Linked DNA regions of Homo sapiens: region 2 is linked to region 1. A link is a contact called in ENCODE Hi-C or POLR2A ChIA-PET data. All regions are on one chromosome and are shown on one strand. The core of a region is the stretch at or near the end of the contact, and the rest is flanking DNA. Distances in the headings are between cores, read along the strand shown. Region 1 overlaps ADGRB2 (adhesion G protein-coupled receptor B2). Region 2 overlaps SPOCD1 (SPOC domain containing 1).

The links. Hi-C counts contacts between places; a loop is a spot of excess contacts on that map. ChIA-PET counts read pairs that join two places held with the same protein, here RNA polymerase II (POLR2A). Pooled maps may share reads with other maps.
Region 2: a map of OCI-LY7 shows a loop between it and region 1 (6-fold over the local background). The contact joins two enhancer-like sites. A Hi-C loop is called at or near these places in 10 of 168 maps with a recorded cell type or tissue (MCF 10A, OCI-LY7, aorta and 7 more), 19 of 37 single-sample maps with no recorded cell type and 18 of 50 pooled maps. POLR2A ChIA-PET finds 5 or more read pairs at or near these places in 9 of 52 experiments (A549, AG04449, AG04450 and 6 more).

What each region holds. Positions count from the first base shown.
Region 1 is chr1:31,740,703-31,748,430 of GRCh38, forward strand. ADGRB2 (adhesion G protein-coupled receptor B2) reads right to left here. Exons shown (of 33, transcript NM_001364857.2): 5 at 3,946-4,029; 6 at 3,491-3,655; 7 at 2,136-2,300; 8 at 1,351-1,515; 9 at 1,098-1,265; 10 at 922-1,023; 11 at 671-777. Among named protein-coding and RNA genes, the nearest start is that of MIR4254, 14 kb to the right of the region's middle. RefSeq lists an enhancer at 4,067-4,116. Within about 2 kb of position 3,974, at least 3 of the 41 ENCODE cell types and tissues checked have a DNase peak (open chromatin) inside an H3K27ac peak, as active enhancers do; they include OCI-LY7, where a contact is called at or near this core.
Region 2 is chr1:31,783,414-31,791,141 of GRCh38, forward strand. SPOCD1 (SPOC domain containing 1) reads right to left here. Exons shown (of 16, transcript NM_144569.7): 16 at 7,009-7,728. The coding sequence ends at 7,190. Among named protein-coding and RNA genes, the nearest start is that of ADGRB2, 23 kb to the left of the region's middle. RefSeq lists an enhancer at 4,749-5,524 and silencers at 5,310-5,359, 5,690-5,979. Within about 2 kb of position 4,823, at least 40 of the 41 ENCODE cell types and tissues checked have a DNase peak (open chromatin) inside an H3K27ac peak, as active enhancers do; they include OCI-LY7, where a contact is called at or near this core.

The sequences.
Region 1 (7,728 bases), core at 2,724-5,223:
AAAGAGACTCATAGAGAGAGAGAGAATCCCAAAGGGTACTTTAAAAAAGACTGAAATAGAAACACCTAGAGAAAAAAGGTGTTCAGATGTACATATAAAAGATATAAGCACAGTATGGGAACAGGGTACCTCCCCATCCCAAAGGGGTCATGTACATTCTGGAGTGTAATGAGCATGTGTGTGGGCGCGCGCGCACACACACACACACACACACACACACACACTGTCTTTCTCTCTCTCACTCTCTCTCAACACAAGCTCTAAATGCATTCACACAATTAATACCCAATTACAGTCAAACATGTACACACATTCACTGATGCTACTCTTACCCCATGACTGGCCCTGGGCTGGATGCTGGGGACACAAAAATAAATTCAAGGAGGCCCCAGTCTAGCAGCACACACAGACACTTGGATGAGCACCTAATGACTGAGGAGCTCATTCTGCAGGAGCGCAGAGGTAGGCACCAGGGATAAAAGAAGACACTTGAGAGTCAGGCCTTGAGGTATGAGTAGGAGCTTGCCAGACAAGGAGAGGCACAGCCAGGCAGAAGTGGGCACAGCATATGCCAAGGCACGTGGGAACGAGCGAGAATCACGCTCCCTCCACCCCCTAGCAGAGTCTGAGACAGATTCTGCTGTGCCCCAGCCCAGCAGGGTGCACTCACTGACAGATACAGGTAGCGGTACTCATGGGAGATGCAGCGAGCAAAGCTGGGCAGCCCCCAGTACGCCACGCCTTGGGCACTGAGGAGACAGCGGCGGCTGGCAGACCCTGCAGGGCAATAGGACAGAGGTCTGGGCATGGGGGCCGAGCTCTCACCCACACTCCTCCGTATCTCAGAGAGGCTGGGGGCGCAGAAGGGGGCAATGAGAATGGCAGGGGTGGTGGTGGTGGGGAAAGCCACCTGCCCCTTACCTGAGGCATTCGGGGGGCACTTGTTGTAGATGATCTCGCCAGCAGCTGCCTTCTTCCACGTCATCAGCATCACGTACTCATCCCTGCACATCTCATGGAAGGCTGTGGGTGCAGGGGTAAGGTTCAGCTGGGTCCACACATGGGGCCCCCAGCCCCCAGGGTCATTAGGGCAGTACCTGGACACCTCTTCTCACTACAAGGCTTCACCTCCTCTCCGGTGCCCTCGCAGGGGTAGCCCTGCGTGCCCGTGGCCTGGCACATGCGGAAGCGGCGCTGCCAGCCTGTGTCACACGTCTTAGAGCACAGGCTCCACGCATTCCATGGCCCCCACTTGCTATCAGTGGCTGTGGGAGAGGTGAGGCATATGAGTGGGCCCAGGTACCCCCATGGTCAGAGCTGCAACTTGCCACCACTGTGCCAAGCACTCACCCGGGCACTCGAGGTTGCTGCACTCCCGGGTGTCAGTGAGGGCACCCGTGCATGTGGCCCAGGCTGGGCCCGCCACGCTGCACTTCCGGCTGCGCTGTTGGGTCCCATTGGCACAGGACGTGGAGCATGGGCCCCAGGGACCCCATTCTAACCACTGGCCTTCCACTGCATGGGGAGACACAAGCAGGGGTGGCTGTTGAGCAGGATGTGTGAGGGCTGGTGGTGTGGAGAACCACAGGAAGACCCAGAGCCTGCTAGGCATTCAGATTTGAGCCAGGCCAGACCCACTGGAGTGGGGAGGGGAGGGGGTTATGAGGAAGGCTGGAGTGAGCAGGTGGTGCCTGGGCCTCATGCTGCCTGCCTGCCACCAGCTCCAGAAATACAGGACACCTCTCCTCTTAGCACAAGGCACAACTCACTTCTGGCTAAGGGAAGGGGCTGCAGGGGTGTCTTCTGATCTTTGCCAGCACTTCAGCCCAGCTTTGTGTCCTCTCACAGTCCAGCTGGCCATGCACCAAAATGCAAGGGCAGCCCAGGGCTTGGAGAAAGAGCTGTCCCCTCTTGATGGCGTCACAGGGTACTAACTCATGTCAGGGCTAGGGGTCAAGTCAGGGCTAGGGGGTCACCTCGCACACAGGCAGGCATACTTCTCCAGTCTCCCCATGCTTGGTCAAAGTTTAAGGGGCCCCCAGGGGCAGGTCACTGGACCTGACTGCCTCCCCAGGTCTCCCGACCCCCCACCGGGCTGGGCAGCGCCCTCATGGAAGCCCACGGGTGCTACTGACCCGGGCAGGCAGCCATACTGCAGAGCTTAGTCTGCAGCTCAGGACCCTCGCAGGCCTTGCCGCCGTGCTGGGGGGGCACGCAGGTCCGCATCCGGCTCCGGGACCCCCGCCCGCAGCTGCGGGAGCACAGGCTCCAGGACCCCCACTCCTCCCACACGCCGTGCACTGCAAGGAAGCACGTGGCCGGTGGCTGGGCGGCACCATGGCCCCGCCCACCACCGGCGCCTGCCCATCCGCCCACCAATCAGGAGCTCCGCAGCTCTGCGGCTGCTCCTCATTGGCTCTGCCCCGGGATCTGTTGCCAGGGGGATCTCCCAGGGCCCCACCAAGGCGCGACCCTTTGAAGGGATGTGCAAGACACAGGCTTCCGGTCCTAATTCACATAGGACAGCCCCTGTGGACGCCTGGACAAGGGGGCCAGGACCAACAGGAGGGGAACCAGGGGTCCTCCTCTCCTGAGGGCACAGGAAAATTCAGGAAAGGACCCAGGACCCACGCCATTCCACCCCTCCCCATCCCACCCACCCCTAGACCCAGAGCCTGAATACAACACAGCAGTCCGGGGGCAAGAGAAGCGCCCTTCCCAGCCCCAAGCGCACAGACACACAAATAAACATGAACCTCTACATGGACACCGACACACCGAGCTCACACGCTGGAACACAGCTTTGCCCCAGGCCTTTGCAAACTCCTGCCATACCCCCAGGTACCAAGAGCCCTTCCCAGGTAGGCCCTGCTCTAAATCCACAGCACCACTGGCATGGCCTAGGCCTCACTTCACCCACTCAGGGAGCAAGGAGCAGGACTGGCTGAGGCTACCCTGCCCTTGCCGTCTCAAGCAAGCACATGCATTTCCTTAACAACTACACACTCAACTGAGGGAGGCTTAGGGGAGGCTCCCTTGAGAGGGGGTGTCCAAAGGAAGGAGGGGAAGGTCAGGGAAGTGGCGTTTGTCTTAGATCTTGAAAGACAGGCTGAATTTGAATAGCCAAGGTCAGGGAGAAAGGATAGGACAAGAATCAGCAAATGCAGGGAGGTGGGAAAGTGCGCAAGCTACTGATATGGCCAGAGCGGAGTGGGTAAAAACACGAGCCTTGGTTACCAGGATGCAGGCACTGGGGGAATGATGTGCCCAGAACCGGGCCCAGTAGCATGGGCCCTGGTCTGATCCATCTGTGCCCCCAGTGCCCTGCACCGGGCTGGCATGGTACGCAGAGTTGGGCATGGTGTGGGGAACAGCCACATTTGTTGAATGAAAGGAGGAGGCAACCAACCATTTTGGAGATTAATCTGCCCAAGTCCCAGGCAGGACCTAACCCTGCAGGCAGGTGGGGTGGGGAGGAGGATGGGCCTACCTGGGCAGGTGGCTGAATTGTTGCAGGGCCTGGTCTCCCGCAGGGGCCCGCTGCACAGGGTCCCATAGGGGGAGGACACACAGGAGCGGGTCCGCACCTGCAGACCCTGCCCACACGTCAGGGAACACACGCTCCACGGGGACCACTCCTCAGCCGCCGGGTCGCCTACGAGAGAGGGACAGCGTCGGCGGCAGGGGGCACCTCCCAAGCACTCAGTCTCATAGGGATAGGGGGAGTGGCAGTAAGGTGGGGGCAGGCATCAGAGGGCTCCTCCTACCCTGACCCCAAGTAACAGGCTCTTCAGGAGGCCACCCAGCCCTTCCCACAAGCTTCATGTGGCACAGACGCGACTGAACTGCAGGACAGAGACAGACAGGCACACACCAAGCACACACACCACCAGACGCACACAGTCGGGCCCCCGCCGCAGAGGAAGGGAGGCGGGCCCGAGTTACCTGTCTGCGCCATGTATAGCCCAGGCTCATCTGCAGACCTCGGCCACTGGGTTTTCACTTTCGGTTCCTCTTCCGGCTCCTCACCTGGAACACGGAGGTGGTGGCAGGGGCTCAGCAAAGGCCAGCTAGGTTCTGTTACAGTGGCACAGTGAAGGCAGCCTTCCTTGCCCTCCGCCTGAGGGCCTGGAACCAACTGCATGATGCTCTCTCAGGATCACATTCTGCCCTCTGCCCCACCACCACTATTTCACAGACAAGGAAACTGAGGTTCAGAAGGCTACACAGGACTAGGCCCTGACCTCACAGTCATCTTTTCCACCTCTTGCCTCAGCCAGATGTGGGGGAGATTTAAGGGGCATGGCTGCCCATATGAAAGAGCTCTGGGAATGCTTCTGTGCCAAGTGCGGCCCATAACCCTCTCCTTTAGTCCTCTCACTGGAAAGAAGAACCATCATCTCTGTTTACAGATGAGGAAACTGAGGGCTAGACAGGGGAAGTGCCTTGTCCAAGAGCACACAGCTGCATTTGCTCCTCCATTGTACTGACTCCTAGGGGCTGAAAAAACATCCAAGCTGAGCTGCTGCAACCCTGGCCCCGAGCCTATCTCTGAGATACAGTTCATGCTCCCCAAGCAGCACTGGACTGTGACCTGGAGGCACAGGTCAGAATGCCACTCCTCTGAGACCCAAGGGGCCTAGGACAAGTGCCCACATCCAACAGACCTTTCTCCTGCTGGCCCTGAGGCCAGGAGAACAGCAGGTGCTCGAGGAGGCCAGGCTACCTTGACCCTGGCCCCACCAGGCTCTCAGCTGCCCTGATTTATGTGTCTGGGCTAGGCCTTGGAAGCACTACCAGCCCTGGTGGCTTCCATTCTCCAAAGCCTGGCCCTCCTGCACAGACATGAGCTCATCAGGGCCCTCTCCCACAATGGGGTGTCAGGGAGGGGCAGACATGGGCACAGAAGGGAAAGGCCCAGCAGCCTCTGCATGAGCAGGTGGGACTGGAAGAGCCTTTGAGGATGGGCTCACCCCATGCTATCCCCAGACTATTAGGTGCTCCTCTCCCCCACCTCCAGGCTCCTTCCTATCTCTAAAAGCCAGCAGTACTGGACAGGCACGCTGAGTGTGAAGGGACCCACCAGGGCTGCCTCTTCCTGCCCCCTGCTGCCCAGCCCGGGCTCTGCAGCTGAGAGGAAGCTCTTTCTCACCAAGCATGAGGAGCAGCCACCCTGAGCAAATCTGCTGCTGGGGGCTCAGAACTGCCACCCAGCCCAGCCTCTGGTCTCATCCACTCTGGGGCCTTTCCCTCCACGTCAGTCACCAGCCCCAGGGCCTGATCCACATGATCCCTGAAATTTCTCCATCTCTGAAACCTGGACTCCCAGAAGAGCTTTGGAGTGAATTAACCCTGGATCCCAAATGGGGTGTGGACATTGACCAGCTGTGTGGCCTCGGGCATGTCTCTTCACCTCTCTGACCCTGCTTTATCCTCTGGAGAACAACATTCATTATACTCCGCCCCCAGGACTCACGTGAGGACCCCCTGCCAGGAGGGCCTTGAAACCCTCAGCACCCTGCTTGGCACACGGCAAGTGCTCAGAAGACAGTCATTCTCGTTTATTTTTATCATCTCCCTTCTCTTCACAGCCTCCACCCCTTCCAGCCCCTCATGTGCCACCCGAGCCTACTCCCTCTGAATAGCATCTGCAGTTCCACTTGGCCCCTGCCTCTCTTGGGACCACAGAGGAGGTGGCAGGGCCAGGCGTGCCAGCTCCTCGATCCCCTCCCCCAGCCCTGGAGCCTTGTGACAAGCTACCCTCTCCACGCCCACCCCCAGGCTGCTGAAGAAATCTATGGCTGTGCCAACTGGCACCATGACAGCTTCAGGGGCTCCACATCCGCTGGGCGCCCGGGACTTCTCAGTGGCCCTTCTTGGCTCTGTTCCTTCCTCATTCCCCGCTGTGGCCATACTGCACCTTGTCCTCTCTCCTCAAGCTCATCTCTGCCCACTCTCTCAGCGATGACCTCAACATCGGGAGCCCCCAGCTTCTTGCCCAGCCTCTCCAACTACCAACTTCCCTGCAGCCCTTCTCCCCACAAAGGCCAGCCCCGTGGCCTGGGCCTGCATCCCCCTCCTCCAGCCTTCTCAGGAGGGCTCCACCCATTATCCCTTCTCATCGGCACCCTGTCAGCATTCTCCCCTTGCGGCAGCCCAGGAACAGATCCAGGCCTCCTTCGCTCTCGGAGAGGCCCTCCTCTGACCCTCTGTTTCCCTCCTCCGTCAGTGACTGCTCTGCAGCCAGCACTCTGGTTTTTCACCTGACACTCACTTCCTGGCTCAAATATCACCTCCCCTGTTAATCCACTGCAGTCTGGCTTCTGCCCACATCTCTCTGCTGAACGTGCTCTTGATAAAGTCATCAGTGTCCTCCTTGTTGCTAAATCCTGTGGATACTTTGCAGACCTGGTCTCACTTGACCCCTCAGCAGCATTTGGTCCTGCTGACTCGTCCTCCCTTGAAGCACTCTCCTGGTTTCCCACCTCTCTAGCTACTCTGTCCCCATCTCCTTGAGGGGTCTATTTTCCTGCTGTTTCCCATATCAGGAGTCCATGCTTTGTCCTGTTTTCACTGCACGTGCTCCCCACCAGGCTTAATTAACCCCCTCTGAACCAATGCTCCCAAATCATCATCCCCAGGCCCTGCCTCTCCTGTGCTCCATTCCTGGATATCCTCCTGCCTCCTGAGCAGTTCTCCTGACCATCAAATTCAGCATGTCCAAGAAGCCCACCATCTACTCTCAAATCTCTACTTGCTTGTTTCCCCACCCTCTTTGCCTAGAAAACTCCTACTTGACCTTCAAAACCCACCTCAAATGACCTCTCATCTATGGAAACTTCCATATTGTCAACTCCCCAGGCAGAGTTGGCCACCCCCTCTTCTATGTGCCCTTTCATCACAGATGGGTCCATCTTCTGACTGTCAGAAATACCCCCAACTCTCTACCATAAGCCCGTTGAGGGAAGGCTGTGAGTCCTCTCCTTGACCCCCAGGGAATGCCAGCACAAAACTCAGCCCAGCGAAATACCAAGAAATAAGCACCAATGAATACATTGTTCCCAGCTTCCCCCACAATGGGGCTCACGAGGAATGGTCATTTGTAATCTTGACTCCCCATGCAAAGTATCAGCTCCGTCCCACAGCACCAGCATTCAGATTTGATATGCCAGCCTGCACCAAAGGGACCACTAAGACAGGCTCAAAGACAGAGCTCCTGGCCCCTATTTATTCACAAACACTTTGGAGGTGCAAATCCAGCTGAGAGTCCTCCCATCCAGCTCCTGTGTGGGCTTCCTGCCCATCGTCGTGTCTGGGGCATCTACCAGTCTGGCATCCAGTGCCCACCAAATGCGGACACGTGAGAGACCAGCCTGACCTGCTTGTCGGGGTCTCACACTGTTTCCTGTGGTCCCTGCTCCTCTTCTAACCACTCACAGACCATCTGCTGGCCAGCCCCACAATGTAACAGGAGGGGCAGGGCGAAGCGGGAGTGGGTTGGGGTCAGTGGTTTCCAGAATTCACCCTATTTGAAAATCAGAACATGTCCGAGGTTCAGTTTTTGGATCCCTTTTCCGGCCTCCTGAGCTGGGCCAGAGAGGGGAAGGTACAAGCCCAAGGCCACACAGCCAGGCCCTACACTGCCTGCCTGCCCCTCCATTCCCACCCATCCCACTCAGAGGAGAGGAGAGGCCAGCAATTCATTCCCACACAGGGGAAGGCTGGTTC
Region 2 (7,728 bases), core at 3,573-6,072, 44 kb after region 1:
TTGAGGAGCTAGATATGCTGATTAGCTTAATTTAATCATTCCACAGTGTATTAAAAAATCATAACACCACTTTGTACCCCATAAATACAACCGTAATTGGTCAATTTACAGTAAGAAAAACAATTCGAGTCATCCTCAACAGACCCTGGTACCCAGCATGGAGCTGGGGTGCGTACCCATTGGTGGAAATGGCCTGAACTTGGTAAGGTCAGAGTTGGGATGGGGAAGCAAAACTCAGCAACCTCTTTCCTCTCCACTCCCTCAGCGCCCACCAGTCTCGGGAGAGGGCCTGACAGGAATGACTGGGATCATATCTGGGACCTGCCACTTACTGTCCCCAGGACTCTCAGACCTGGGCAAACAAGGTCCATGCCCTGGGGTCCCATTTTAGATGACATCCTTTGGCCCTCTTCTGCATGGGGGTGAGGAATTCAAAGGTTCAGGGTCCACCTGGAGCTCCAGTCCCCTTCTAGGCCATATTCCAACCCATGACCCTGGAATTCCCTGCCCAAGGAGGCCTAAGCCAACAACCAGGGTCTATAGAGCCACTTTCCCATGTGCGTCCTTCCTCCTCAAGCCCAAAGGGTGGCTGTTTGCCAGGAGTGTGGACCTAGCAGGGATTGCAGTGTTGGGGTGCCCACCGGCATGCAGACAAGGGCCCTTATACTGCAGGATGGAGCCCAAGGTAGGATGAGAAGGGAGGTGGGCGGAGGGCTGGGGACCTCCTTTTGTGTTGTTGCCCTAGGCTCTTGAAACACTTGGGGTGGCTCTGACAAGCTGTTTGACCTTGGGCAAGTTACTTAACCTTCCTGTGCCCCCCAGTAGGGTTAATAATAGTACTTGCCTCTCAGAGTTGTTATGAGGATGAACTGAGTTAATTCATGTAAAGCAATTTGAACAGTGCCTGGCACAGAGTACCAGTGCGTAAGCGTTAGCTATTATTATCTATTATTCTAGGATTTGGCTTTTTTTTCTCTCTCTCTCCAGCTGCAGAAGCCCCTTCTCTTTCATTTAAGAGACTGAGCAAGAAGCAGGGAATGGGGATCCCCTCCACTTCCTCTTCCTCCTCCCTCATAGCCCAGGCCCCCTTTTCTCCTTTCCCAGCTCCTGCACCCCCAGGCCAGGATGCCAGGAGGGCAGCCAGGTCACTGGACTGAATGTCATGATTTGTTTAAAGTCTTTATTGGCTGAATGACTGAATGAGCAAGTGAATAAATGAAAAACAAGGACTGAGCGAATAAAAGTCAGACAGAAGGCTGGACGGACTGATGGAAGAACAGACTGACAGGCAGATGCTTTGGCTTTGGGGCCCTCAGATCTGTTTCCCTGAACATTATTGTTTTCTGCCTGTTTTGATTAGATGGTGGGAGGCAGATAGGGGAGGCAGGCTCTCTGCAAGGTCAGCTGTGGCCTGGCGAGTGGCTCACCCTGCAGAAGGGGCCCCTGTGCCTGTGGCGTTAGAGGGAGAATGCCCACATGCATCCAAGTCCTTCTGTGTCCTGTAGATGTCTGAGTGTGAATGAGAGACCTTGGGACAGGCTCTATCCTGGCCTGGGGCAGTGGGGGCTGAGGGGAGAGGCTGATGAGCTTCATTACTTCCTTATTTACACCCCAGCCTACTTCTGGCGGAGCCAGGCCTCAGTGCCCGCCTGGCAGCCAGCGGGTTAGCGGTGATGGAGAGCTCCCTTGGGGCCTGTCAGCCTCCACCATCTGGCCAGGCTGGGGAAGGTGGGGGGACCTGTCGCAGGATACCCCTCTGGGCCCTCCGGCTTGGCACTCGGCTCATCTCAGAGAGTGATGGGCAAGTGGACATGTGGGGGTGCAGCTGTGTGGGATTTTGTGTGTGTGGCCAGCCTGTGCACACACTGGCTAGGTCGGGGTGTCACAAGCAAAATGTGATGTGTTCGTATTCGTGACTGGCCATGTTTGTGTGTCTGCATGACTGTATTCTGTGCATGACAGTGTATGTCCCAGAACGCGAGCAAAGTGCATGGGTCTCACGTCTGGGGGTTTTCCCAGGGAAGCTCAGGGTGGAGACAAGGGTGGGGAGGGCTTGAGCCCAGTGGGGACTGGAGCTGTGGCTTTAAGAGGAAGGTGCTCAGTGAATTCCTGGCTCAGCTTTCAAGCAGGAGAAATTAACCTCCATGTCAATCTCTTGAAAGGGGCTGAAGTCCCTGTGAGGGAAGCCAAGTCAGGCTGAGAGCATCCCTGCCTGTCCTTGAGCCCCATTCCGGTGGTGGGCAGTGGGGGGACAACTCTGCTTTCAGGCACCATCCCAGGCTTCCCAGGGAAGCGTCCCTCCCTGGCCCCAGCACAGAGACAGGACACATGTAAAGCCACTCGGAAGTACAGGCACACAATTACCTAGACATGGACACTGGCACAGCGTGATCACACGTGATCCAGACACCCACATGTGTAGTCACAGATCTGCTGGGCACAGTACACGTACATATACCCAGGCATCATGAGACACTCACCTCATGCAGCCACACAGACGTATAGGCACATGCATGTTTACACACAGTAATGTGCCCATACATGGGTGAAACACATTCTTGCAAAGATGCACATGCTTAGAGTCACATGCATGCAGACACACTTGCATGTTTTCACACACATTCTGTCCCTCCCGTGTCCCCTCCCACCCTCCAGTTCTCTCTCAGTTCAATTCTCTCCAGTTCACTCCAGTTCTCTCTCAGTCCAGGGCCCTGCTGCCGCCCTCACCCACTATGGACAACCCTCTGAAGGGCATCACAGGAGGGTTGCATGCATATGTGACCCTATGAGTAAAAATCTGTGTGTGTCTACACGTCTGTTTGTATATGTGAGTGTCACTGGTAGTCTGTGTGGCTCTAGCTCTGTGAAAATGTATCTTTATGACACTGTGGGTATTTTTCTGTGTATCTCTGTGTATGCTTCTGGAAGGCCCTATGTGTGTCTGTGTGTACCCGTCTGTGAATGCGAGTATGTGAGACAGTGGGGAATTTTTATATCTATATGACTGCATTCTGTGGGCCACCTCTCTAAGTATGTCTGGATGTGTATATCTCTGTGTGCATTTGCATATCTGTGCCTGTGTACATGCCTCTGCGGTCCAGGATCCACAGTCTGGCTCAGTGGGCACCCCTGCCAACAGAGGCTGTGGCCCGGGGTGGGGCCAGGCAGGACTGAACTGAATACCCTGGCCATTGACAGTTGTATTTACAGAGCTCCGAGTAGGAACGTAATTGCTTCTATTAATCTTTCTCCGGTTGTTAATTGCTCACTTATCGGGTTGTGTATTATGCCGACTGTTGCTCTTAATTCGCCTCCATAGCTGCAGGTGTTTGCTGCCTTATTAACTGTTAATCGGCGCGACTAGGGATGGAGACTTAATTGGCCCCCAGAGTGGGACACAGGCGGGCCAGCCGGACACTGCCAGGCTCACAGCCTGTCCCTGGAACCCTCACCTGTGGAGCACAGTTGGCTGGCCCACCGCCATCCACCAGCAGACAGCAGTCTTGCATACAGCAGTCAGAGTGACAACTGCAGAGTATGGTCTCCATGCAGTCCTACCTCCTCCAGGAAGCCACTCAACCCCTTGGAACCCAGTTCTTACATCCCTGTCCATCACCAACAATCTTCCTCCACACAGGATAGGAGCCAACCCCAGTTTTTAAATGAACAAGAGCCTCCAGGAATTCTGCTGCTCCTATCCAGCACACTTAAGGGGTCCCTCTCGGCTTCTGCTTGCACAGTGCAAAGAACAGGGAACTCCCTCCATGGCACTGTTACATAGCTGCAGCAACGAGAAGGTTCTCCATACTGAGCTGACTTATTACCCCCCACACAAGTTGAAACAGAGGAGTCCTTACTGCCTACAACAGGGAAACTGAGGCTCAGAAAGGGCAAGGGGGTGGCCCCAGGGTTCCCCAGTCCTCTCTGGTAAAGGAACAGACATGTGGCTCTCCAAGCAGTTTCTGCTCTCAGTCTCCCTTCCATCCCAGTCCTGCTCCATCCCAAACACCTCAGTCCTGGAAGGTACTTCCTTAGCCACCACCTGCTCTGCCCTGGTCTTCGGGCCTCCCAAGCTCAGCTGTCACTGCTACAGCCGTCTCAGGCTCCAGGCCTTTGGGACAAGAAAGCAAGTTTTCTGGAAACCAGTGGGCTCCCTGAGAGAGACAAGGGTATAAGGGGGAGGCGGTAGGAGGGTCCACACTCACCAACCTGACCTCCAGCTTCCAAGAAGGACAAATAGAGAAAACAATAGTCCTCATCCTGTGCATCAAATCCAGTCTGCCCTGACATCTGGAAGTTCTTCTGGTGTCTAGTTGTCATGTCTTAAGCGGCAACTGAAGTTGATTTGCTTTGGTTGGGTTCTGAGAAGAGTTGGGCTCCAGGGAGGGAGGAAGGGAGCACCACTGAGTGCCTACTGTAGGCCAGAAAGCAGCAATTAGTGTGTGTAAAAGTGGCAACCAGTTAAACCCTCCCATCACCTGGTAAGTTAGAGATTAGTATCCCTGTTTACAGAGAAGAAAACTGAGCCACAGAGAGGGTAACTAAACTTGTCAAGGCCACACAGCCAGAAAAGGAATTGGAGTGCCAACAAGGCCTGGCATTGCTTGGGAAGCTGGGTGTCTTCAGTCAGGGATATCTGGATGGATTCATGCTAAGGGTTCAATAAGGGGACGTGGGGAAAGGGAACTGATGGTCACTGTCACAGCTCACTCATCCACCCCACATCTGAGAACATGGACAGGCTAAACACTCACGCATGCGCAGCCCACATGCCTATCAGACGGGATGAGGAAGAAGCAAAGAGAACCGTCCAGGGATAGTTGCCCAAACAAGTTCCGGCCCCGCCTCTATGTTAATGACATGCAGATATATGTAAATTTGTACAAGCAACCGCTCAAACCTTTGGGAGCAATGGGGTGACACAGGAGCAGTTGCTATGGAAATCCAAAAGCGATACCCGCTCTGCACCCCCACCCCCCTCACAGGCAGGCGCACAGACACGTGCACAAAGACGCAGGGTTCTTCACTCCGGAGCCAAGAGGATCACGGAGTGGCAGAGTGTGAACCGGAAGGACCCTCAGAAACTGCGTCCAGCCGGGGGAAGCTCAGGCCCGAAGAAAGTCACCGGGAGAGCAGTGTCGCGATCCCTGGTAGCCTGGGGCGCCTTCCACTAAAACCCAGGGCGCGAGGTGTCCCTTCCGGGTCCCGGGCGATTCCGGCTCCGGCCTAGCAACAACAAGCCCCGCCCAGCGTTGCATAGCAACGTCCCTGGAGCCTAGCAACCGTCAGTCACGCCCCCTAGCAACGTCATGCCTAATCCTCGCTCCAGGCTTCTGCCGAGAGAGAGAGGGGCAAGGGGCTCGTGGACTGGGGCCAAAAGGTGGCGGGGGTGGGGGAGGGTGTCATGTTTAGCAGGCTGCAGGATTTCGGGGCCCACCTACAGCCCTTCCACGGGCGAGCTGTTACAGAGCCGCGTTATCACCCCCATTTACAGAAGGGAAAACTGAAGCTCCCAAAGGAAATCCCTGCCCAGGGTACAGAGCTCGCTCTTGCCTGCGTGTTCCAGGAGAGCGGCTCTGGCGGCTCTCCGGAGGAAGCCCTGGACCTGGAGGGGAGGGAGTGCACACCCGTTTCCCTCCATACCAACTGCATTAGGAAAACCACCCAAACTGTGGGCTCAGAACCAAGCTGTAGGTTTGCATAGTAATTTGCGTCATTTGCATAGAGCGCGGAGGCTGCGGCGCTCCCAGGCCATTTCGAGCCGGAAAAGTTCCCGAAGGAGCCCCGCTCCCTCTCCCGGTTCAACTGTCCAGCCCCCTCTCCCTACCCCTCACCCGCACCCCACCCGCATCCTACCCCGCCCCCGCTTCCAACTCCTTGCGCTAAGTTCCCGCACCTCGCCCCACCCCCCGCTTTGACTCCGGTCCTGCCAGCCCCGACCTCCATCCCAAGGCCGAGGGCCCCCTCTGCTGTCGTCCGCGGGTAGGGCAGCCGCAGAGCTCATGGGGCAGAGAAGAAGGGCTCCCCCAACCGACCATCGCCCCACCCCTTCCAGTCCAGCAGGGGCCAGGGTGAGGCCTGTACATGGGTGGACTTTGCGAAGGGGTGAGCAAAGAGCGGGTAGGGCCCTTCTGGCCCCGGGGCGAAGGGTGGGGTTCTAGAGAGGTTCTCTCCTGGAAGCCAGGCCCCTTTCCCCACGCTGGGTTGGTTGGCCCTGGCAGCTGGTTCCCCCATCAGTCCGCAGATGCAGCTCTCTCGAGGTACACCCCACATGAAACGCTTGACAGTTGCAGTTGCTGTTAGAAGCTTGTTCTAGGCCCAAGGCAAGGCAGCACCGTCCAACCCTAATACCAGTCTCCAACCCCACCCTGAATGCCCACCACCAAGGCTAAGACCTTTGACATTTTCTAACACCAGTCTCTGGAATCTGGCAAGAGATACAGAGAGGAGTCACCCAATCTGGATCTCCTGACTTCCTCAACAGAGACCTACACACAGGCAGGCCATGAAACTCACACAGATACTCTCACATGCTTGCAGGCACACTAGTGCACAGAGATCCCTGAGAAGCACATAGACAGAGACTCGGAGGGAATATGGTGAAGGTATGTACTATCCTTCCCCATCTAGTCAAAGGAAAAAAAAATCTTAGTATTAACTGAAAAATTTAAAGTCCACTGCAACTTGCTTATCTTTTCCTCTCTAGCAATCTCTTGATGTCTGATGTCTGTGACCCTCCAAAAGGCTCTGTCCATTTCTCTCTCCACCCCCAACCTCGGTCCTACTTTCTTTCCCACCACCACCTCTTCCTCCTGGTTCAGAATACTTGCAAAATGCTTCCAGAAACCACCGTGGCAATAGCTGTGCCCTGGGGCGCAGTGATGGTTCAGGACCTCAGACCAGCAATGAGCAAGGCTGCACATTTGTGCACAAGACACTCACTGACACACCCACTCAACCCACATCTGACCAGGACCAGGGGCTCTCCTGACCAGCTAGCAGATGCAATCCCAATTTTACCAAATTCTTTATTGAACAAAAAATCAACAGCAAACATTGTCAAACAGGAAGTTCAAACAGGGCAGGTGGGTAGGGCTGACCATCCTCTCCTTGCAGTCCCACCTCTCTCTGGAACAGGCTTCAACACTAGTGAGGGCATCAAAACCCCTGTTCTGGTGGGTAAGGAGGGTCAGGCCTTTCTAGGGAAGGGACACTCAGAGCCAGCTTCATCTGTAGGCCCCAAAGAGGAGTCACGGGCTGGGCCAGGGGGCTCTGGAGCTGCAAGGGCGCTAGACAAACGCTGCAGAGGGCGGGGGATGGAGCTCTTGGTCTGGGGGCACAGTAAGGCTTGGAGCTGGTGACTCATGGTCGCCAGGGATTCGAGGTGCCGGAGCAGGGCTTGGTGGGGACAGGAGTCCCTGTGGAAGTGCTGGCCACGGCCAAAGCCATGACCAGCTGGTGCTACTGAATAGGGATGCTGGGACTGGCGCAAGCCTGGCTCTGGGGGCCACTGCCCTCGCCCAGGATGCTGCCAGTTTTCAGGCTCTGGCCAGAGCCTCCCCCTGCCTCTGGGGGGCCTCTGCCAAGCAGAGATTCCCCTTGGAGCTATACTGCCCCTGCCCTGGCTCTGCTGCCAGGCACCTCCTGGGGGAGGGGTGCCCTTCAGGGGCACATTCGGCCTCCTGTCATCTGGCTGATAGTATCTCTTCTCCACCTTACTGTTGAAGG